Linked DNA regions of Homo sapiens: region 2 is linked to region 1. A link is a loop called in an ENCODE intact Hi-C map of the cell type or tissue named here. Cell type or tissue: PC-3. All regions are shown on one strand. Links, peaks and the distances in the headings refer to the core of each region. The heading gives the core; the rest is flanking DNA.

What was found. Peaks named below come from ENCODE experiments on the same cell type or tissue, not always from the same donor. Only the 100,000 strongest peaks of a DNase experiment are listed, where the experiment ranks them.
Region 2: it touches region 1 in a loop (5-fold over the local background); 5 of 110 quality-filtered maps call a loop at or near these places.

The regions. Positions count from the first base shown.
Region 1 is chr9:72,668,209-72,680,759 of GRCh38, forward strand. The region is part of intron 5 of TMC1 (transmembrane channel like 1); the gene reads left to right. Among named protein-coding and RNA genes, the nearest start is that of TMC1, 150 kb to the left of the region's middle. RefSeq lists an enhancer at 12,287-12,551. In PC-3, for the core only: no CTCF peak of the experiment used is centred there; no DNase peak of the experiment used is centred there.
Region 2 is chr9:72,609,853-72,622,403 of GRCh38, forward strand. It overlaps TMC1 (transmembrane channel like 1), which reads left to right. Exons shown (of 24, transcript NM_138691.3): 3 at 6,516-6,625. Among named protein-coding and RNA genes, the nearest start is that of TMC1, 95 kb to the left of the region's middle. In PC-3, for the core only: no CTCF peak of the experiment used is centred there; a DNase peak (open chromatin) is centred at 6,289.

The sequences.
Region 1 (12,551 bases), core at 2,320-10,319:
ATGATCACAACATTCCTATGATGTTATTTGTTTTCATAATTTGTTGAAATGAAAGCTGATGGTCAGAAAGGTTAAAAAGTTGTCTGGTCATAATTTTTGAGGAGGCAGAGCTAGGTTTTGAACGCAGGTCTGTCTGATTCTGAGAATAATCCTGTGCTCCTTCAGCTGAACCACACAGCCCCTCTTAGTGCTTTGTCTCCATAGACACTAAGTGTATTCTTGTTGATTGAGTGAATTAACGAGTGAATTATCTGGAGCTCTTTCTGCTTCTGTTTTCTTCTCTGTACAATGAGGATCATCACATGAACCTGATCTAAGAATAGAATAGTCCAACTGAGTTCCCTTAATTTGGTAACCAAGAGAGAGTAGAGTTAATTAACTAGAACCCTTTGCCATCACTTCTCTCTAAACTTTTCATCATTTTCCTCTAAAAGTCCGGTCCTGAGCTCTATTACAAGATAGAACATTTTAGCCTCTATCGAAGAGAGCACTATTAATATTTTATGGCATTGGCTCCTTTTTTCCTAATACTGTGGGATTAAAATAATGTTTACTAAATTCTGGATGTTCGATTCCTGTTTTTTCATGATATTTTATAATCCAGGCCTTCTTCATAGAGACACAGGGCTATGTTTTATAACTGCCAGGGTCAAGCAAAGAACAGCTTGTGTGAGATACTTAAAGAAATAGCTAAGCAGTAACTTCAGACCTTCTGTATATTTTCCTCAAAATTTTCTCTCAGTTTTTGTCTCCCTACAACTCATTTTTAGAAAACAAAAACATAACACAATTTTGCCCTTTTAAAAGATAATACAGCTGGGTGCAGTGGCTCACGCTTGTAATCCCAGCACTTTGGGAGGCTGAGGTGGGGCAGATCACCTGAGGTCAGGAGTTCAAGACCAGCCTGGCCAATATGGTGAAACCCTGTCTCTACTAAAAATACAAAAATTAGCTGGGTGAGGTGGCGGCAGGCGCCTGTAATCCCAGATACCCGGGAAGCTGAGGCAGGAGGATCGCTTGAACCTGGGAGGCGGAGGTAGCAGTGAGCTGGAATTGCACCACTGCACTCCAGCCTGGGCGAAAGAGTAAGACTCTATCTAAAGAAAAAAAAATGTACTATAATAATTTACAAAGTACAGAAAATATCTAAAGGAAAAGAAATAACATCTCACAACCTCATCATCTAGATATGACTGCAAAAATTTTGGCATATTTCATTTCAGCTTTTAATTAATTTATTTTTGCAGAAGACATTTATTTCAGATATTCTAACTTTATAATCTGTAGAATTTTAATGATATTTTTGTATGACATCTATCATAAACATTTCTGCATGTCATTGAAATATTTATAAATGTTATTTTTATTTAAACAATGCATAATTGATATAACCCTTCTCTTAAAATTGGTGATTTCACATACCTGGGGATGAGCCGATGTGAAACAAAAGAGAAAGGGTAAGAGATAGCTAGTCTCTTGACTCATTTTTTTTTTTCCATATGACTTGAAAAAAAGAACTTATCTTAGAGACCTCTAGAATAGTTAGCACAAATAGATTTCTCAATGTGGTTAAGATGAAATACAGATACTGAATTTACTCTTTTATGTGAAATAAATAAAAACTGGATAAGATATATATAGCAACAGTTTTCAAGACATTATACCTCAGACAACAAAGGATAATGACCTCTGAGAGAGGGAAAACAAATTAGGTGAGCCTGTGATTGCCCCAGTTTACTGCCTGGAGAGAGATTCCAGGCCAGGGTGCAGAGAGAAGGGTTGCGAATGGAAACTATTGCTCTTTCTGAGTTAAGGAGAGAGACCTGAAAGTCTGCAGGTACAAAGATAGCTGCAATTCATGAGAAAGAGTTCCAGAGAAAAGAAAACTGAACAGAGAGTGAGCTCTGGATTTCTGTAGTGTTCCTGCTGACTCTTCTGCTGAATCATGATCAGTGCATGTGTGTGGCTGGAGAAAGAACCTCTGAAAAGGTTTAGAGGGACAAATCCTTAGAATCACATAGGCCTGGGAATAGCTCCTCTTTCCACCAGAAAGAGTATAAAAACCATGAAATTCATGGGACATTAGGTAGAGTACTTAGAAGGGTTTTGCTTCAGCAGTGAGAAAAAATTAGTCCTAGACCAAATGTTGCTCTGATCCTAACAAAACTTAAAAAATGAGACCCTAAAGGATAAAACTGTTTCCAGGTAACTTAAATATATACCAGAACAAAGCCGAAGACTATAGGAATATGAAAATATCTAGCAGTCAGTAAGGTAAAATTCATAATGTCTAATATGCAACCAAATATTACCATGAATATAAAGAAGCATGAAAATAAATACCCATAATTCCAAGAAAAATCAATTATACATAATTGCCCCATCAATGACACAGATGATGTAATTAGTAAACAAAGAGCTAATTATAACTGCCAACTCTAGCCATTACACATGTTCAAGTGGCTAGAGGAAAGATCAAATCACGACACAGAAGAAATAAAAAGACAATAAAATATGTACAGATGAAAATTACAATATCTGAGATGAAGCATAAGCGAGATGGGATTCGCAGCAGATTAGATATAGAAGAAGGATTAATGAACATCAAAACATGTATGACAACAGTAGTATAAAGTCTGTAAGAAAAGAAATGGAAACATACTGGTATAAGGTTTTACACTATGTATGAAATGGTGTAGTATCACTTGAAGAGAGACTGTGACTAAAGACCACTGTAACCTCTTAGGGAAAGAAAAATATCTTTTTCTACCCATCCTGGGTTCACAGCTGAGGCCACTATAACAAAAAACAGATTAATAACACAGAAGCATACACATTTACTTAATATAAGTGTTATGTGACACAGTAGCCATCATAAGGAAAGAAGACTCAAAGAAACAGATCTGAGTATTTTTATAGTAGGTTTGATGAAGAATGGATAGTCATGGAGAAATATAATGGGGCATATAATACAATGGGGTTATGATCTAATGGTAGTAAACTGGGGGAAATTTAGCTGGGTTTGCTTGTTCAGATTTTTCTCCTTGACCTTTTGTCGTGAGAGACAAGGATGTTTCTTTTCTCTGGGTATAGGGAGGGCACCTCTCACATGAGGGACTTATGATCTGCTTCAGAGAAGTGCCAGGGAAGAACAGAGTGACCGTCCTGCTTCTGCAGTTTTCTCAAATTCATACAGCTTAAAATATTTAACATGCTAAGGTGTTACATTTTGGGGTAGTATATCTTGATACCCATCACCTGAAACCAACCACTTTATAATAGTAACACAAAGAGTTGTACATAATATACCATAAAGGTGGTAAAATGGAATCATTGGAAAAGTCAATTCATCCAAAAGAAGGCTGAAAGAGGAAAGCAAAAACAAAGAAGAGATGGGAGAAATAAAAATTAAATGGTAGGGACATGAGCATCCATTAATTTTGGTATACAGGAGGGGCTTGAGGGGTGTCCTGGAATCAATCCCCCTCAGATACCAAAGGATGACTGTATATTTTTTAAATTAAGAGACTTTCATTCTTTAAATATTCTTGACTTACAGTTTTTTAAAAAGAAAAAAAATCAAAGCATAGTATAGTTGTTAAATCATTTTAATAGTATATTCAGTGGCTGAAATGACAGGGAGTATCAATCATTATTTATTCAATATAAAGTTATCCTTACTGAAAAAATAAGATATAACTGGGAAATATGCTTGGATCCCTCACACATCCACTTAATTTCTTAAAGGAAGAAAGATGAAACACATGTAAGAACAGAAACAAATAAACCATTTACTGTAACATTCCAGGAATTGTGGGATCCTTTTCTTCCCAAGTTTATTTATTTGCTTATCTTTATCTCCTAGTGGTAGTTTGTTTCCTTTGGTAGAATATATGGCAGTCCCACATTGGTGACACCTGGTGCTCCCTTCATCCAACTGGATCACTTTGAGATTCAGTTTTACACCTTTTTAGCATTTTCTTTGTGTTCATATATCAGTTATGATGAGCCACTGATAATATTTTGTTCTAAAACGAAACATATTACTTAGTACTTTTTTTATTGTCTCGCTGACTTTTAAAATTTGAGTGATGTACAGACTTTGTTTTTTTAATGAAATATAAATATTTTCTCATGGTTTCTAAATTCCTTATAAAATTAAATTAATTCAATCTGCAAAAATATTAAATGGTAAGAGAATAAACTCATCACTTAGATGTTCATATTAAATGTAAATGGCCTAAATACCCCAATTAAAAGTTAAAAATGGTCTAATTGAATAAAATACCCATATCCAACTATATCTTGCCTATAAGAAAATATTGCCACTTGCAGTATAAAAATACAAATAGGTAAAAGATAAAAGGATGGAAAAAGACATACTATTTTAAACTAATAAAATATTAATTAATTAATTAGTCAGATTTCAGGACCTTTTTCTGAATAATTGATAGAATAAACAGACAAAAATATCAGTAAGGATACAGAAAACCTCCAAAATATTATCAATCACCTTGAATTAATTAATATTTATGGGGCCAGGCTTGGGGCTCATGCCTGTAATTCCAGCACTTTGGCAGGCCTTGAGCTCAGGAATTCGAGACAAGCCTGGGCAACACACACACACACACACACACACACACACACACACACACGTGTATATATATATGCACACACACACATCAGCTAAAAGCAGCAGAATACACATTTTCTTCAAGAGAACACAGAATATTTAGCATGATATGCTATATTCTAGGCCATAAATAAATCTCAACAGACTTAAAATAATTCAGCTAATACAAAGTATATTCTGTAACTACAGTGGAATTAAGTTTGAAATTAATAGCAAAAGATATCTGGCAAATCCCCAAATATTTGGTAACTAATATCATACTTCTAAATGACCCAGGGTCAAATAAGAAATCAAAATAGAAATTTGAAAGTGTTTGAACTAAATTAAACACACATTTCAAAACTTTTGAGATGCAACAACAGCAGTATTTAGAGGAAAATTTATAATAGTATAGACCTATATTAGAAAAGAAGATCTCAAGCCAGTGATCTCAGTTTCTACCTGAAGAAACTAGAAAAACAAAACAAATAAATCCAAAATAAGCAGAAGAAAGTAAGTATTAAAGACCAGAGCTGAAATCAATAAAGTAGAAAACAGAAAAACAAAACAAAACAAAATTTAATAACACCCAAAACTTGTTATTATACAGATCAGTAAGATTGATAAACCACTGGTCAAGACTGATTAGGAATTTATCAAGAAGAAACGATTTCCTTTTTTTCATACTGTATATGTAGCACCCAAAAATAAATAACTTTAGTATAACATTTATTCATCTAATACAGAAGACAGAAATGAGAAAAGTGGCATCATTACAAATTCTACAGATAGTAAAAGAACAATAAGATAATATGATAAAAAACTCAGGCCAATAAATTTGACAACTTAGATAAATTGCACAAATTACTTATATGACACAATCTACCAAAGTTCATTCAGGAAGAAATTGATAATCTTAGTAGCTGTATATCTATTAAAGAAATTAAGTTGATAGTTAAAAATTATCCTACAAAACGTATTCCAAGCTCTGACTGTTTCCCTAGAGAATTGTACCCAATATTTAAGGAGAAAGTAATTCTAATTCTGCGTAAACTTTTCTAGGAAATTGAAGAGGAGGAAATATTTCCCAACTCTCCCTGAGGCCAGTGCTACTCTATCCAAAACCAGAAAAAGACATTCCAAGAAAACAAAACTACAGACCACTGTATGCAAGAAGCAATCGGAAATTAAAAATTGTAAAATATCATTTAAAATATCAGAAAAAGTAATTATGAAGTACTTAGGAACAAACCTGACAAAAGTGGCTCAAGATTTGAACACTGAAAACTATAAAACATTGCTGTAAGAAATTAAAGAGGGCAGAAATAAATGGAAACCTCATTTGTGAATTAGATAAATTTAACACTGTGAAGATATTAATTTTCCTTAAATTGGTCTATAATTCAACAGAATCTCAATCAATACCTCAATAGGCTTTTAAAAATGCTTGCAAAATTTGACAAGCTAATCCTAAAATTTATATGAAAATGCAAAGGACCTACAAGAGGCAAACTATCTTTGAAAAAGAAGAGTAAGTTTGGAAGACATATACTTGCCCTCAGAGCTCATTATAAAGCTACAGTAATCAAGACAGTGTGAGACTGAAATAAAGATAGACAAAGAAAGACAATTTCTAGGTCATGAGAGTTATGTTTCCTAAAGGAAGGCAGCAGATGCTTATTAACTTTCCCCGTGCCCTCAGGATGCCTTAAACAGTGGTTGCCAACCACTAGCAGCTTTAGCACCACTTGGAAGCTTTTTAGAAAAGCTAATTACTGGGCCCATCCCAGACCTACTGAACCAGAATCTCTGTGGGCAAAGCCCAGGAATCTGTGTTTTCACAAGCTCTCCAGGTGATAATGATGTCCATTAAAGTTTGAGATCCATTGCCTTGGCCTTTCCCTGCTAGAAATCCTCCAGGATTTGGGAGACAGGGGAAGAGGTCTGGAGAGAGTGGCAGAATTCAACACCACAGAATGAAGAGGAAAATTGATGGTCTTTGTCCATGGAATCCATTAAAATATACTCTCATTGCTGCCAGGCTGAGCTGATGAATAAAAAATAAGCTAATCTCAAATCAAGCCATCAGGCTATTGATGATAATTGTGTTTTAGGGTGAGCAAACAGCTTTACCAAGCTCACACAGTTGAGACAATTTGTTGTTTGGAACTATCTTACTGTAAGATCCTTAAGAAGAATGCAGAAGTATGAAAATAAATCCAGGACTCAGAAATCTTTCAACTAAATCTTTAAAATTCTCTCTCTCATGCACACACACACATATGCACACATACACATATAGTAAGATTTCATGACACATGAGACAGGATGTGAAGCTGAACAGTTCGATGAATGCCTGAGTGGTAAGATCACCTTGAAGAACCAGAAGTGAGGGTCTATTCTAGCTGGGTATGAGCTACAAACTCATTTCTTGGGGAACACATGAACACATCGGGGAGGCTAAGTAGCTTCTGAGGCTACTAATAGAATTTCAGTCATTTCTCCTGTCATCTGAAAAATATATGATATTGAATTTCTAAAAATGGGTTTAGTGTAGTCTAGTCTTACTGTCTAAAACTAAGATGTGGCTTATTCCAATAACCAAAGTGATTCCATCCCATGTGAGGGAAAAAAAGGATAATGGTGAATTAAAAGCACCTGCGTGTATTTGTTGCTCCTTTAGAGGAGTCTCTCTTCATCAACGTTAACTTTCTTTCCTACTTTTGATCTGGCTGCTAAAAGTCTAGGTTTAGATCTCAAACCATTGTCCTTCTCTGCATGATGTAATAGTTACAATTACAGTCTCAACCCTCTGGCATTTAATGAAGATGAAATTGATTTCTTTAGACTGAAAACAAAAAAATCACTTACAATCAGGATACTGAATATGGTAGCAAGTACAAGGTCCCAGCTTCTAGTAGACTTGGCAGACTGTCAAGCTCTTACTAAGTGACCCCACCCCATGCCTTTTTGTCTTTTCTGTTGCCACACAATTACAATAATTTGTTCTCTGAATGCCAGAGTACTGACAAGGAAAGGAATTCTGAAGCTGGCTGAGAGAAGTCGTGTAAATCTCCCAATCTAGGCTCCATTGACTCTTGTCTCTTTCTTTGTATGGAACTGATTTTATAATTTCTGTGGCAATGAAAGACTAGTACCCAAAATGACTGCTGGTCCTTTGTTTATTGATCAATCTGAGCATGGACTAGAATTCATCCTCCAATTGGTAACAAGAAAAAATTGGATGGGGAAGCATACCATTGGCTAAGGCAGCACAGCAAGTTTGAATTTGGCTGCCTCTTCTTTCAATATTGGTTGACATCATCAAGAGCAGACATTGGCGTTGGAGTTAAGAGTATCAAGAGAGTTAATAAATACCAATTTAGGGTAATATTTTATGCCTAGTCTTTATCTTTTGGTGAAGTGGTTTCTAATATCATCTCAGACTAAATCTTATGGGATATTTCTACTTGTAGATGCTAAGGTATTAAGAAAAAGCTCAAAGTAGTTGTGTTTTCCTTATCTTCCTAAAAGTTTAGATTAAAGATGCCAAAAATTTGTGTGTTGGTATGTGTCAAAGCATTTGAATGCCCTTGTAGACTATTAAAACCTTTGTTCTGTACCAGGCACTGTATTGAGTATATTGCATGTATTTATTATTATATTTAGTTCTCACAGCAACCGTACACAATAATTACAATTCCTTCCTTTCACTAAGGCATAGGGAGTTTAAATAAATTAGCCACAGTACAGGATGGCATAAAACTGTAGCAGAGCCAAAACTCAAACATGTCTCTGTCTGACTCAAAAACATAGGCTCATTCTCCTAGAGCCAGGCAACAACCTGAAAGCTCTTGAGTTGACTTTTCTAGTTCTGTGGATGAATGCAATCATCTCAGGACCCAGATAAACAGAAGTCCTTCTTTCTTATTCGTATTTCTCAGTACTAGGCCAGTCAGGACAAACTCTGTTCTCCATGGCCGTGATCTTGAAGAAATTGAGATTTCATCCAAAGGAAATCAGGTATTGAAACGTGTGTTTATGTGTATTGATTAATCTTCTGCCTGTTTCTGGAAACATTTGAAGAAATATAACAAAAAGCAAATATCCTGAAACTGCCTAATGAACCTGATCTCTCTCTCTGTCTTTCCCTTTCTCTCTCATAGGTCTTTTGCCTGTATTTCTCTGGTGGAATTTACTAAATAATTATATCAGGTGTCTTCTTATTGTACTTGACTGCTTTCATCAAGGTAATCTTGAGGACAGAGACTTCCTTTGTTAGCCAGGGCACTCTAGGGGAACAGAAATTACACACACACACACACACACACACACACACACACAGGAACTGGTTCATGGAGGCTAAAAAGTCTCAAAATCTGCAGGCCAAAGGCTTGAGAACCCGGAGTCCTCATTGTGTAAGTTCCACTCAGAGTCTGAAGAGGGGAGAAGACAGATGTCCCAGCTCAGAGACCTTTAGGCAGAGAGAGAAAATTCTGTCTTGCTCAGCCTTTGGTTCTTTTCAGGCCTCCAGTGGATTAGATGAGGCTCACCCACATAGGGGAAGGAGTCTGATTTCCTCAGTCTACCAATGCAAAGGTTAATCTCATTCAGCAACATCCTCACAGACACACCCAGAATAATCTTTCACCAAATATCTAGGCACTTTGGCCCAGCCAAATAGACACATAAAATTCACTTCCACACTTTCTTACTAATCCGTGCATTCTCTCCAATACAGGGCACCCGGCCTGGCAAGGAGTAAGTGCTCCATATATATTTACTAAATGACAAGAGATGAGATTATCCTTAGACTATGACTCAGATATAGACAATCAATTATTAATACCCTATCATTTTTCCCCACTCTGACAACCCAAACTGAAAAATGTTGGGATTGCCTTTTTTGACAATATGATTTTCTCTGAATGCAGACTCATGTTTTGACCTTCCCTGTCTGTTCCTGTTTAGTATTCATGCTGGCTTAACTCATTGATTGATCAAGTAACCATTGAGCATCTGCCGTGTTAACACTCTGAACAAGATCCTGTAATATGAATGGTGTTTAGCCTGATGAATAAAGTGTGGTGTCTGTGCATTCATTTTTATATATTTATTGTTTTTAACCAAACTTTACCCATGTAAAGAATAACATTGATGGCAGGAACTTGAATTTGGATCTACGTACATGTTCCATTTCAGACTCACCATGAAATGAGGTGCTTGCATTTTTCATTGCTGATTTTACAATACACTTTCACACCTTTTGGGTAAAATTTTGCAATCAATGTAACTGAGGCAGCATGGTATGAAAGCAACCCTGGAGGTGGAAATAGAAGACTAGAATTTAAATCTTGGTTATGCCACTTATTGGTTGTATGATTTTTGTCAAGTCATTTGACCCGTGTCTATTCAGAGTTTCTTTGCTAGAATGAAGGAGTTAACTAGAATTTATTGATCTCAGTAGTCAGTCTCCTCAGGCACAGATAAATCTTGGATATGTATCCTGAGATAGCTTTCCCATTTCCACATTGAAGACAACATTCTATTTTAGAGCAAAAATGAATTATATTATTTAAGAATATGAGTTTCAGAATTCAGACTCATGCTTACGGGTTTGAATTCTAGTTCTGCCACTTTCTTACTATGCAGACTTTAGCAAGTCAGTTAATGTTTGTGAGCCTCAGGTTTCTCACCAGTAAAGCAGTGTGAGTAATAACTATCATATTATATTATTACAAGCATAAAATGAAATAAGAGTACTTGGCACAAAGAAGGATCTTAATTTTTAGCTTTTTAAAAAAGCTGTATTTGTTTATATGCAGTATGTATATATATATTCTCAATTCTATTATTATAGACTATATTTATTATGTTTTTCATAAAGTCATTAGTTTCACTCAGGAATTAGTTGACCCTTGTGAGATACATGGTTTGACCACTTTTCACTTTGATGTTCTTCAGAAAATAAGACAATTAGAAATCTCTGATTGTAATCTTCATGTAAAATATTTTACAGTCATGGCTAAAATGATCCCAGGAGTGGAATCATACACATAAATTCTTTTCTTTATTCTAATAATGTTACCTTTAGTGTCTATGCCAAGCAAGTATGTTATGTGTTGAGATAAAAATTCTTAGTATGTTTGTATGTGACATTCCCAACTCCCATCCCACTGAAGTCTATATTTACCTAGTTTCTTTCTTTTGTTTTCCTCTAACATTCATGCTATTTTAATCAATGTTCTTTCATTTTGAAGCCCCCAATAAGTTTGACCCCAAAGACTTTCAGTTTGCCCCTGCTATTCATAAGCATACTTATGACAATGCATGTCTCCCATTCTTTTCTCATATTTACACCGATCTTTTTATTGGGACAAATGGGTTTGTTTTTTCATGCTTGTGTTTAATATCTCACTGAGTTCAGCATAAGTTATTAAACATAATTTTCTGTTTTCTCTTTCTCCCTCAAGACTTTCTTTTTCTCTAGACCTTTATTTCCTAACTCCAGAGTATTTGCCCAGGTCTATAGGCCCCTCTCTCTTTTGCTTTCTTACCAACCCATCCACCTTCTTCTGTTTCCTATTGCCCAACTGGCTTCACTTAAACAAGAGCATTTGTTATTTGTACAGAGTGCAACATATAATTGTCCTACTCTGTTTGGTTGCTATAACAAAATATCATAGACTAGGCAGCTTATAAACAACAGATATTTATTTCTCATAGTTCTGGAGGCTGGAAAATCCAATATCCAGGCACTACTGGCAGATTTGGTGTCTGGTGAGAGCCTACACTCTGGTTCATAGACAGCCATCCATTTGCTGTGTCTCCATATGGTAGAAAGAATGAATAAAGTTTCTGGAGTCTTCTTTACAATGGCACTAATCCATTCATGAAGGTTTCATCCCATGACCTAACAATACCATTGTATTGGGGGTTATCTTGCAACATATGAATTTTGGGGAACATAAGCTTTCAATCTATAGTAATGAAGTAGGAAATTTTCCCTGATCCTTTCATGGGCAGGAACTGGAGTATGCCTATTTCACAGAGGTCTTATCAGATAAAAAAATTCTCCATTAAATGGCAAAACAAGTAACCATTTGGGATTCCTGGGTGTACAGTGCCTACTATTCCAAAATGAGATTATTGAGGCTAACATGACCCTTTGTATACAAAGACGGGGGCAGAAATAATATTTCTAGCAAATCCACACATCTCAATCACATTTAATTTCACAAAATTTACTTCTAATAAGCATTGTTCCAACTAACAAACCATCTGGTGCTAGTCTAAGATAGAGATGGCTGAAGTGCTCCTGATTCCAGTATTTTAGGTGTTAAATCTCCATTCTAACATTGTCAATCCTTAACTGGAGTACTCAAATATTAACTAACTTCCTCTAGGATATAAATTAATATGTATACCACATTCTATGTGAATTATTTTAATTATATTACATGCCATATACAAATTATATATAGGTTTAGTCTTCCTGAATATTGCAAGTTGAGTCTGTGAGAGAAAAAATTAGGATGAATTGAGAATAACTAGAATTCAGAATTCTTTTTCATTAAGTGTTGACTGTGTTAACTCATATTCCCGGTTAGGTAGCAAGTCCTATGAAGTGTGATTTTCTCCTAACAGCTAAAAAGCAGAAAAAAAATGGATTTATTCTAGTTAATGACTTGCTTTTTCTATTTTTATAGAAAAAATGAAGTAAATTATTTCACTTTTCTTGATGCTATTACTATTTTGTCAGGAAGATAGATCTTCTAAATTTTAGGAAACTATGAATCTAAGTTCTATATTGCTCTCATTTCCTTTTTCTCTTTGTCTCTCTTCTGTTGTAGCCCCTCCCTCACCGCTAAGCCTTCACCCTGACTCTACCCTGCCCCCACTGCCTTTTGTTCTTTGGAAGACACTCATTAACATTTGC
Region 2 (12,551 bases), core at 2,656-10,655, 58 kb before region 1:
GCAACCCTCTCTTCTTCAAGCCTTACTCATCAAGAAGCCTTCCCTAGCAACAGGGAAGGCTCTGCTACCAATCCCACCTTTATGCTCTCTGGACTACCACTTTGTCTTGTACATTTCTATTAAATTGTAACTTTTCATTTTTGTTACACATCTATTGACTCTACTGCTCAGTGAACTATTTGAGACCAGGACACCATTTTGCATACCTAGCACAATACCTACCACATAGTAGACATTTCATAAATCCTTATTGATTGAATAAATCAATGATGAATAACATTTTTATAAATTTCATTTTGTATTTGAGTTGAAGCTCCAAGTATTACACCCTGTTAGAGATTTTAAACTTGATTTTTAAAATATTGGACTAGAGCTTAAAAGAAGATTATATTAGTCAGGGGTCTCAAGAGAAACAGAATCAATAAAGTATACATTTATTATATAATTCATTATAAGAAATTGGCTCACATGATTGTGGAGGCTGACAAGTCTCAATACCTACAGTCGGCAAGCTAGAGACCCAGGAGAACCTATGGTGTAGTCCAGGCTCATTCCAAAGGCCTAAGAACCAAGCGAGCCAATGATGTAGTTCTAGTGTGAAAACCTGCAGGCTCTAGACACAGGAAGAAGCCAATGTTTCAGTTAAAGTCCAAGGGCAGGAAACACCAAGGTCCCAGCTCAAACATAGTGAGACAGAAGGAATTCTCTCTTACTCAGCCTTTTGTTCTATTCAGGCTTTCAACAGATTGGATGAGGCCCACCCACAATCTGCTTTACCCAGTCTACTGATTTAGATGTTAATCTCATCCAGAAACACCCTCACAGACACACCTAGAATAATGTTTGACCAAATGTCTGGGCACCCTGTTACCCAGTCAAGTGGATGCATAAAATTAAACACCATAAAGACTAAAGCCTGTAGATGAATATCTGGTAACACCTCACAGAGGAGAGACCTAAAGCTGTGATAACGTCTCTGAAGCCAAGAGAGAAAGGCTAGAAAAAGCAAGATCTGGGATATTTCCTTAGAATCCTTGCCTGAAGGCCAAGAAGATGAGGAAGTTAATTTTCTCATCCAGAGTGGTGGTATCGAGCTAGAAAATTGTGAAGATCTTTCTAGTTCTAAAACATCTGTTACCTCCTTACCTTGGGGTTTCAAGACTGGGTAAATGGAAATACTAAGATAATTGGATGATGTAAGAAGATTTTGGATGGGAACAATATCTTGTTATGCACCAGTTGTATGGAAACTACTTATTTATAAGATTTAAAATTCTACGTATATTCCTTCAGGAAATGTTGTCGGCTTTCTACAAGATGCAGCTTTAATTGTATTATTGGGAACCATCATTGATTATTAGGTTCTTTGGAGAAATTTCTTTCCTTCAATTAGAAGCACCCATGAAGGATATGAAGAAGAGTTGGTCAAAGAACTATAAGAAGATCATAGAATGTACTGCACTATAGAAGCCAAAGGAAGAGGTAAATCAAGAGGCAAGAAATGATGGAAAGGTATTTTGCTATAGAGAGGTAAAGGTTGATAAGACTTGGGAAAAAGGCCATCGGATTTTACGATTAGGATATTAAGGACAAGTTTCAGCCAAGTCATGAGAAACTGAGCATCAGTTAGGTCCCTGTTGTTTGATATTATGACAATGTGGTGGATTTAGTAATTAGAGTCTTTCAAAATTGTCTGTTAGTGCTTTGCAGCTTGGGGGCATGAGCAGAGAAGGTAGGGGGCAGGAGGAATGGGGAGCATGTCTGTGGCTGAGAGTTGAAGGCTTGAATGGTAAGAGTAGGCTTGAGGATTGTGGCTTGTTAGAAAAGACAGCATTAAAATATCTGAACATGGGACTTTGTTTTTAGAAAGGATACAAATGAAGTTAAAAGCCAGAAGAAGGTCTTGGGTGGGATTTTCAAGCTGCATTCCTTGGAGTCTTGAATCGTGGATTAGAGAAAAGACCACCCTGTGTTGATCTCAGTAGCTTCTCCTGTTAAACATCACAGCACATGTGCTTTGACCAGTTTTGTATATTAAGGCTCTATGTGGCTATCTTCTGTCCCGCTCTGTCCCCCACGGCCATTCTCTTTCCTTCACCATGCTGCTCTATGACCCGGGAGGCTGACCTATATGGACCATATCAGTGGGCTGCTTTGCCCTCCTGCTTCTGTTTGGATTTTGCCCTTGGGGAGCACTTGCATGAGCTTGCAGGGAGGGAGAATGAGAGGCAAGGTATAATCTGCTGTGACCTACAGGGTCATCAGGATCCTTTCCCCTTCAGGCCTAGAGTTGGTAATAATGCCCAGCTTTCTTAGGCCCTTGAAATTTCTCTATACCCTGCTATATCTGTTCAATTGCCTACATAACTTAACCAGTGTATGCTTACTACTCACTGCAGCCTTGATCTCCCTGGCTTAGGTGATCCTTCCACCTCAGCCTCTTGAGTAGCTGGGACTACAGGTGTGCACCACCATGCCTGGTTAATTTTTTGTATTTTTTTTGTAGAGACAGGGTCTCACCATTTTGCCCAGGCTGGTCTTGAACTCCTGGGCTCAAGCAATCCTCCCACCTTGGCCCCCCAAAATGCTGAGATTACAGACAAGAGCCACCACTCCCGGCCCAAACATTTTTTTTTTTTGTAAAAAGCCAGGCAGTAAATATTTTTGATCTGTGAGTTATACAATCTGTGTTACCACCACTTAACTCTGCTATCTCAGTGAGAAAACAGCCATAGATGTTAAGTAAGTGAATGAATGTAGCTGTGTTTCAATAAAACTTTATTTACAAAAACAGGCAGTGAGCTTTGCTTTTGGCCCATAGGCTATAATTGAAAGACCCATGATCTAGGACAAGAAGTTTTCCATCTACTCTATGAGAGTGGTTCTCAATCTGGGATAATTTAGCTCCCTAAGGGACATTTGTTAATTTAAGACATTTTTGGTTGTCACAACTGGAGGAGTAGTGCTACTGGCATCTAGTGGATAAAATCCAGGGATACTGCTAAACATACTGCAATGCACAAGACAGCCCCCACAACAAAAATTACCCTGCCCAAAATATCAATAGTGCTGAGGTTGAGAAATGCTGGTCTTGAAGATGTTAAAAAGATTGTCAGTTTGTTCATCATATCGCTGTGGCTTGGCGAAAAGAATCACAGAGTTAATTTTATAACTATGAAGGATTGTTAGGAGCTGAGTTTTTTTCTAGTTCTTATTTTTTAATTATTTTATGATACTTTTCATAAAAAGTGGTGTAAGTTGTGTTTATTCAGAAATGTGATTTTTTTTTTTTTTTTTTGATGGAGTTTCGCTCTTGTTTCCGAGGCTGGAGTGCAATGGCGGGATCTTGGCTCACTGCAACCTCCGCCTCCCGGGTTCAAGCGATTCTCCTGCCTCAGCCTCCTGAGTAGCTGGGACTACTGGCCACCATGCCTGGCTAATTTCTGTATTTTTAGTAGAGATGGGGTTTCACCATGTTGGCCAGGCTGGTCTTCAACTCCCGAACTCAGATGATCCACCTGCCTCGGCCTTCCAAAGTGCTGGGATTACAGGTGTGAGTCACTGCTCCCAGCCCAGAAATTGATGGTTTCTTTAGCAATTTTGTCACCCATCAAGTCGTTAGTCATATTAATCCTCCATAACTTAGTCTTTTTGCCCCCTGATTATCTTTTGGGTGGGCAGTGAAAGTATTCATACCTCTTTTAGCAAAACCTATCTCTTCTTGGATTTCCTTTGCTTGCTGATTAAGAGGAAGGACTATCTGTGAAAGACTCAGATGTGGCTCAATGGAATGAATGTGAGAATGGTATGAGTGTGGGTGGTGGGTGCTGTGGGGGTCGGAGATGAGTGGCTGAACCATCCAAAAATAAGAATACTGACAAGCGTGTTTTCTTGTGTGTGTGTGCGTGTTGTGGGAGGAGTGTAACTGATGTGGCTAGACAGGATTAACGAAAGTCTCAGGAGTTGAGAGAGACTGGGGACATTTTACCAATGGCGAGAAGGAGGAAGGATGACAGCTGGGAAAATTAGTGATTGGAAAAGGTAGGCTGGGCAGTGTGGCCATGAGCTAGTCCTTTTCATTATATTCTTCTGGGGCTCTATGTTTAAAACTAGATACTTTAACATTTCAGAATGAGAAAGAGAGGAAAGGATGGTAACTGATATGGGCTATTATACTGTGAATTTTAAAGGAGCCTATATATTATCCTAAAACTATTGAACCTGAGCAGAACTGCAACGTTGGTATTCTTGAACTGAACTGATATTTCCTTTGACTAATGTCCTTGTTCAATGACCAGAGACCATGACACTCCCCACCTTCACCCCCACACATTGTTTGTTTGTGTCCAGTTTGAAGAACAATGACACATGGAGGTCAGTGTTTGGATGATGTCATAATTTTGATCAGCTGGAAAGCCTGGAGTGGCCTTGAAGAGATGCTTAACTTTTGGAAATCACTTCTTTATTGCAACCAAAGCTATTAAGTTTAAAGGTCCATAAAGATGAGATAAACAGTCATAAAGGCCTTTTGAAATTCATACTTAGTGTGTTAAATGGATTTAATTGCTGTTAGTTAAATGTGGTGATGTTAAAGCAATGTCTATACACTGGCAAAAATCAGATCATCAACTGCTTAATGAGGGACACGTCTTGAGAAAAACAGTGGAAGAAATGCTGCTTATATGTAATTTGTGATTAATTTTTGCAAGGTTTTCAAGGGAATAACTTGGCCTTAAAATATTACAGTGAAAAACAGCTTTATACTTGGGTCCAATCTTCTTAAAATTAGAGTTCATTTTTGCTATTAGACACCTTTTATTACAGGATAACTTTTTCTTCCCCCTTGGAGACAGAGTCTTGCTCTGTTGCCCAGGCCAGAATGCAGTGGCGTGATCTCGGTTCACTGTAACCACCGCCTCCCAGGTTCAAGTGATTCTTGTGTCTCAGCCTCCTGAGTAGCTGGGATTACAGTGCCTGCCACCATACCTGGCTAATTTTTTGTATTTTAGTAGAGACAGGGTTTCATCATGTTGCTCAGGCTGGTCTGAAACTCCTGAGCTCAGGCAATCCACCCGCCTTGGCTTCCCAATGTGCTAGGATTACAGATGTGAGCCACTGAGCCCAGCCAGTTATAGGATAGCTTCTAAACTTACAATCCTTGAAATATCATTTTAGGATAATTCTGATCCTGCATACCAGTGAAATAAGTATAATTGAAATATTAAACCAAATTTGGCTTCAACATTAAACCAAAATTAAACCAAATTAAGCCAGTATGTTAAATACATAGTTTAATCTTAATTCTAGTTAATATTTTTCATTTCCTATGTGTCAGGCAATATACTAAACAACTTACATGTATTACTATTTTAATTCTCCTGGTAAACTGGAGGGGTGTGCAATTATTGTCATCTCCATTTTATAGATGAAGAAAACTGAGTCATAAAGAGGTTATGTACTTGGCTGAAAGTCACACAGTCAGTGATACTGTTGGAATTTGCACCCAGACAATTTAATTTTAGAGCCTATTTTCAACCACTCTCTGAGACTGCTTTCCTTTTCTGTACTTTTGATGATAAATGTGAAAAGATAATTTTGAGGGCATTATGGTGTATTGGATCTTAAAAACCCAGGTAATAAGTCCCATCTATAGTACAAATAAGCTGCGTGATCTTAGGGAAATCACATAACTGCTTCTGTAAAATGAGAGATTACATTAAGTTATTTCCAAAATGTCTTTTCGACTTCAATGTGGTGATTCCATAGTAATGTATAGGTTTTTAAAAAACCATATCCTTCAATCAAATGGTCATCCTTTAGCATTAAGTTGTTTGGAATAGATACTCCCCAAATTCACAGAATAATTTTCCAGCCTCTCTTTTTGCTTTGACACCTTTCTTATTTTTTTTTTTTTTCTTCGAGATAGGGTCTCACTCAGTCGCTCGGGCTGGAGTTCAATGGCACGATCTTGGCTCACTGCAACCTCTGCCTCCCGGGTTTAAGCAATTCTTGTGCCTTAGCCTCCTGAGTAGCTGGGCTACAGGCGTCCGTCACCACACTCAGCTAATTTTTTTTAATAGAGATGGGGTTTCACCATGTTGGTCAGGCTGGTCTCGAACTCTTGACCTCAGGTGATTCCTCGGCCCTAGCCTCCCAAAATGCTGGGATTACAGGCGTGAGCCACCGTGCCCGCTATTGACCCCATTTGTTGATGCTTAGGGATGAAAGTGGAAACTCCACTGCTAAAACAGAGAATATTACTTGAGTCATTCCTCTGTCATATATGGGATGTTTGCCAGCATGGAACATTCACAGAAATTATAACTGTAAAGGCCCTAGCAATGATTTAATGCCGTCTCTTCACATTATAGTTGGGGAAGCTCAAACTGTGACAGGGTCAGGGACAGGTAAAATTCACAAAGTTGGTTTACAGCAGAACTGTGCTACAGTTATCTGGATTCAGATCCAAGTCCCCTCCAAATGAATCACAACCACTTCTACCTTTATAATTCCAGGCCATGAAAGATCACTGTTTTAGTCTGCGTGGTGCAGTGGAACAGATAGACCTCGGTTTGAATCTCAGCTCTACTGTTTACTAGACATGAAATGGGGAAATCTAAAATGAGTAAGTATACACAGAAACACACATTACATACATATATGTAATGTTCAGGATCATTACACTGAACTTTAGGGCTTAGTACTAATGTACAATCAAGGTTGTGTTAGTACTGAGCAGTATATCTTTTATTGTTGAAGTCCAATAAGAACAGAGCAGATATCAACCTAATTTGTAAGTGATGCATTTTCCTAAACTAAATGCCCAATAATGGAATGGGCTAGAATATTGCAGGACAGGGCTGTGAATGGAGGAAAGCAGTTGGAAAATCAATCCTTTTAAAGGCACAAAAGGATGAATGAACCACATTCCCAAGAACCTGCTCCCACCCACTGCTGTTCCCACCCCCGCTGTAGTTGGTAGCATGTTCACAAGGAAGGAGCTGGCTAGCTTTCATGGGAGCCACATCATCCATCAAATCACATTAGTGTTGTTGATTTGAATGTTGTTTCCTTTGTAGGTCTGCTTGCTTTGACTTTGTAAAATTGTTTAGTCTTGCCATTATTATATAAGGACTATAATCATAAGGCATTTATATTTCATTTTGTATTATGTATTTAAGCAAAATTAAGTTAAAAATTAGACAGAGATATATAGGATGATTTTTCCTTCAAGAGTTATTCATTTATTTCCTTTTGGATATGAAAAACGCTTATGCAGTCCTGTATGTGGTCTCTCTCTCTTTTTATTTTTATTTATTTATTTTTTGAGATGGAGTCTTGCTCTGTTGCGCAGGCTGGAGTGCAGGGGTGCTATCTCGGCTCACTGAAACCTCTGCCTCCTGGGTTTAAATGATTCTCCTGCTTCAGCCTCCTGAGTAGCTTGGATTACAGGTGCCAGCCACCATGTCCGGCTAATTTTTTTGTATTTTTAGTAGAGACGGGGTTTCACCATGTTGGCCAGGCTGGTCTTGATCCTGACCTCAAGTGATCCGCTTGCCTCAGCCTCCCAAAATGCTGGGATTACAGGCATGAGCCATTGTGCCTGGCCTGTGGTCTCTTTTTAAATGTTTGAGATTTTCTCTGACCATCACATGATGGCAGCCGCAAGTTGTAAATATATTAAATGAGATAATACCAAATGGCATAAGACCACTGTGAATTCAGTGATGTTCCAAAATAACTTGTATTTTATTCATCACACAGGCATTTATATAAATTAAAAAATAATAGCACCTGAAAACATGAAAATAATTGTATTCAAGGTTATTTACTGCAGCATGATTTTTAAGAGAAAAGACTGGAAACAACCCAAATGTCCACTAATCGAGACTGTGTGAACCCAAGATGTTATAGCTGCATCACACAGCTGAGAGAAGGAATAAGATCTATTTCTACTCACTGCCAGTGGTAATCTCCAGGAAGCGCTGTTAAGTGAAAGAGCAAACTAGAGAAAATGTGAATAGTGGTTACCATTTACCCAAGAAGTCTATGTGTGGTGTGTGTGTGTGTGTGTGTGTGTGTGTGTGTGTGTGTGTGTATGTGTGATTTCTAGAGGGACAGAGGAAAAAGGTGAAGACAAGGATAGGAGCGAGACTTCTCTGGGTACATCTTTTTTTTTTTTTTTTTTTTTTTTGAGACAAAGTCTCATTTTGTTACCCAGGCTGGAGTGCAGTCGCTTGATCTCAGCTTACTGCAACCTCTGCCTCCGGGGTTCAAGTGACTCTCTTGCCTCAGCCTCTCGAGTTGCTGGGATTACAGGTGCCCACCACCACGCCCGGCTAATTTTTGTATTTTTAGTGGAGACTGGGTTTCACCATGTTGGCCAGGCTGGTCTCCTGACCTTAAGTGATCCACCTACCATGGCCTCCCAAAGTGCTGGGATTATAGGTGTGAACTACCATGCCTGCCTGTCTGGATCTCTTTTTAGTACATTTGACTTTGAAGCCAAGTTAGTATTTTCCATAATTAAGAAAAAAATAGAATAAAAAAGGAACAATTTCTAAAAAGGAAGTCAAAAGAAACACATTAAACTAACTGTAAGTTGAGTTGGTAGCATAACCACACAGACAGAAATTATTTCAAGTGACTTTAACACATACTGATGTGACTGTGCATCCCTATCGAGATAGAAATAAAGGTAAATATAAATAAAGGTAAAAATAAGCAAGATATAAATAAAGTTAAAATGAACTGCAACAATCCTGAATAGTTTTCAATAATTATATCATAAATAGTAATTTTGGTATTGTTATTTTAAAACAGTTATATTTATAATACATATGTTAATGTAATCATGTTTATGCTTATCATAACATATGGATGCACAGCTATTAGGATAATGTATAAACATGATTATGTTAATGCCATTAGGGACCAAGATTTCAGAGAAAAACAAAGAAAAATATAAAATTAAAGAAGCCAGTAAAAATGTTATCTTAAATTTAAACTGGAAACCTCAGTATAAACTCATAATGTGTTTTCTTTTAAAAAATTATTTTCAAATTCAGTCTCCTGAATAGAACTCGCAACAATTACCAAGCCAGTAGCAACGACAATAAACAGCCCTAGTGCCCAGATGGTGCTCTCCAAATGCCATTTTCCACTAAAAGGAATGAGGGCTCCTTGGAGAATTGGATGTTTTCAGATACAGAGCAGAACACATACAAAAAGTTCCTGGAACATTTGTCATACTGAAAAGCAGATACACTATGAAAGACTATAGTAATTGTATCAAAAGAACTCAGGAGCCACCATGAAGAGGCCCCCAGTGTCCAGAAATGGAATAATGTGAACATTAAGAATAATAAATCTTAATTTGTCAAGATACAAATTTAATCATATCGTAGATACTCATAGCAGCATTATTTAAAATAATGAAATATTAGACACAACTTAAATATTCAAAACTAGCAGTGTGCCCTTATATATAGAAATGTCATTTAAACCTTGTAGAAGAGAAGTTTATGATTTAGGAAGATGTTTACAATATGCTGTAAAACACACACAACAAGTCATAAAATATTATGCATGCAGTATATTCCAGTTTATTTTAAATGATCTAGGTATAAATATCCATAAAAAGAAAACTGAATGAATAAATGGTGAAATGTGAATAGTTGCTATATCTGTGTGGCAGGATTACAGGTGGTTGTATTCTAGTTTCTCTTTATGTTCCAATCTTCTACAGTTAGCATGTATAATTTTATATTTTTTTAATACAAAATATGTTATTTAACTAGTATTTACTAAACAAAAAATTAAAAATTAATATATTTTATAAAAACAAAAGCATATGAATAGAAAAGTACATTATTTTTTAGGTTATAGACAATGCTTGTACCTGTGTTTAGGGATTTGATCCTCCAGGTAGGAAACTACAGATCTAATTTAACTTATTTAATTAATTAATTAATTAATTAATTTATTTATTTATTTACTTTGAGACAGAGTCTCGCTCTGTCACCAGGCTGGAGTGCAGTGGTGTGATCTCGGCTCACTGCAACCTCCACCTCCTGGGTTCAAGTGATTCTCCTGCCTCAGCCTCCTGAGCAGCTGGGACTACAGGCATGTGCCACCATGCCCAGCTAATGTTTGTATTTTTAGTAGAGACGGGGTTTCACCACGTTGGCCAGGATAGTCTCAATCTCTTGACCTTGGAATCCACCCACCTCACCCTCCCAAAGTGCTAGGATTACAGGCGGGAGCCACTGTGCCTGGCCTAATTTAAAAAATTTTTAAGTCACCAAAAAGCAAAGTGACATGCTCAAGTCCATTATTGCCAAGCAAAGAAAAAAATGTCAAAAGTACAAAATGTGGTTATGTTTTAAAAATTAGATTATTATTATTAAGATAGGATCTGGCTCTGTTGCCCAGACGGGAGTGCAGTGGTGTACTCATGGCTCACTGAAGCCTTGACTTCTTGGGCTCAAATGATCCTTTCACCTCAGCCTCCTGAGTAGCCGGGACTATAAGGCAGGCACCACCATGCCTGGCTAATTAAAAAAAGAATTTTTTTTTTGTAGCAATGAGGTCTCACTATGTTGTCCAGGCTGATCTTGAATGCCTGGACTCAAGTGATCCTCCTACCTCAGCCTCTCAAAGTGCTGGCATTACAGTCCTGAACCACCATACCTAGCCAGATTTCTATTACTTTGACATGGTCCTGGATACTTCATCTATGTGTGCAAAATTTCGTACTTATCTCTTAAATCTGGAGAAAAATGGCCAAATTTGGTATAGTTGAATTTATCATGGGGTGATTAATAAGTGACTAAAGATTGACCTTCAAGGATCTGAAGATCTGACCAGTGTAGATTTATAGTAATTATAGTAATTACATGGTACCTCCAGGTATTTTCTATACATTGCCGTAGTTAGCTATGAAAGGATGTAAAGAATAAAGGCAATTGACTATTTTAAAGAAATTAACCTCAGAAGGAGATTCTTCACCTAAATGTCCCTGCAAATATTATTGCTTTATGCTCTGAGTTAGCTGAAAATGAGTTTACTATGCCTGGTGTAAACACTTGCACCACCCACCTGTGTCAAAGAACTTTTCACTAACTGCATCATGACTGATTGACGTCAGTCTACTTGGCAACCAAGTGAGCCACTTAGAAGAAGGCTCCCCTTATGAGGTTAATTTCTTTAAAATGGTGAATTGCCCTTATTCCTTATGTCTTTTCATAACTGATTACACAAATGTATAGAAAATACCTCTTGAGATACAATACAATCTGTAACTAGTCATCAGAGAATAACACGTTATTGTAACACAGATTTAGCTTGGCCATAAAGGGCATATTTACATACACATTGAAAACAACTTTAATAAAATGAAAAACATATATCCTTGGATTCTTAGCAATTTAACAGCAATGCTCTCAGGGGATCAAGCTACTATTTATTGACTCCCCCTGTGTGCCTTACACGTAATTACTGACCCTCACAACATCCCTGGGAGTTAGTGTCTTACAGGAGACCTTTGACATTTGTGAGAGGACATCGTGAATATTTTCCAAGTCCTCAATCCAAAAGTGTGGACATAGCTGTTGGTTTTCCTGAATTGTATTTCTTTCAAGAATCAAATGTTGCTTGTGAATATTCTCATGTAAGATTAAAAAAAATCTTTTCCTGACTCTTAGAACTTTAGTTTTATCTCTGCTTTGAGAGCCACTTTAATAAGCAAACTAAAATCACTCTACAGAAAGGCTGTACAGCAAATGAGTAGAGAACAAAAGCTGGCTAAACTGGGCAGTCAGCTAAGATCACTCAGTGTCTGAGAATTTGTTCTAGAAAATCACCCTCCGAGAATCATGCAGATTGTGCTTAGGCTTCCTTCATATATTCATACTCTCCTCGGGTGAACATAAATTGGCACATTTATAAGGAAATTTTATTATTATATACTCAAATATTTTTAAACATATAAATAGTTTGTCTTGTTAATTCTACCTCTTGGAATCTATCCTAAGGAAAATAATCATAAGATATCTGCAAAGAATTATTTGAATGTTGATAATAATTTTATCTATAACAATAAAAATTTGCAAGGTGGCAGATATCAGTTTATGTCTCTGAGCTCCAAATCCACCCTTGTTTATCTTGCTTTGTGTGAATGGAGCTGGACCCTGTGGATCTTTCTCTTTTGCAAATTTGGGGGATATTCAACTTTGTCAATTGAGGGCACTGGAGAGACCCTGCAATGGAATAGAGGCTCCAGGTGCACCTACAGGCCATCTTTCCCTACCAGCAGCGATTTCAGAGTAACTTCAGCCTGTCCATACCCTCCAGCAATGGTGGGTCACTTCTATAGATGAACTCTGGCCCACCCGCAGCACCAAGCAAAGGAAGGTCACTCCTGTACACCAGCTTCCAACCACTCTCATCCACCAGTGATGATAGATTGCTTTTATGGATCAATGCCAGCCTTTGCACTCAGTCGTTTCTTTGTTCCTGCAGGCTGCCTGTGGTAGTTACTATCTCTCTGA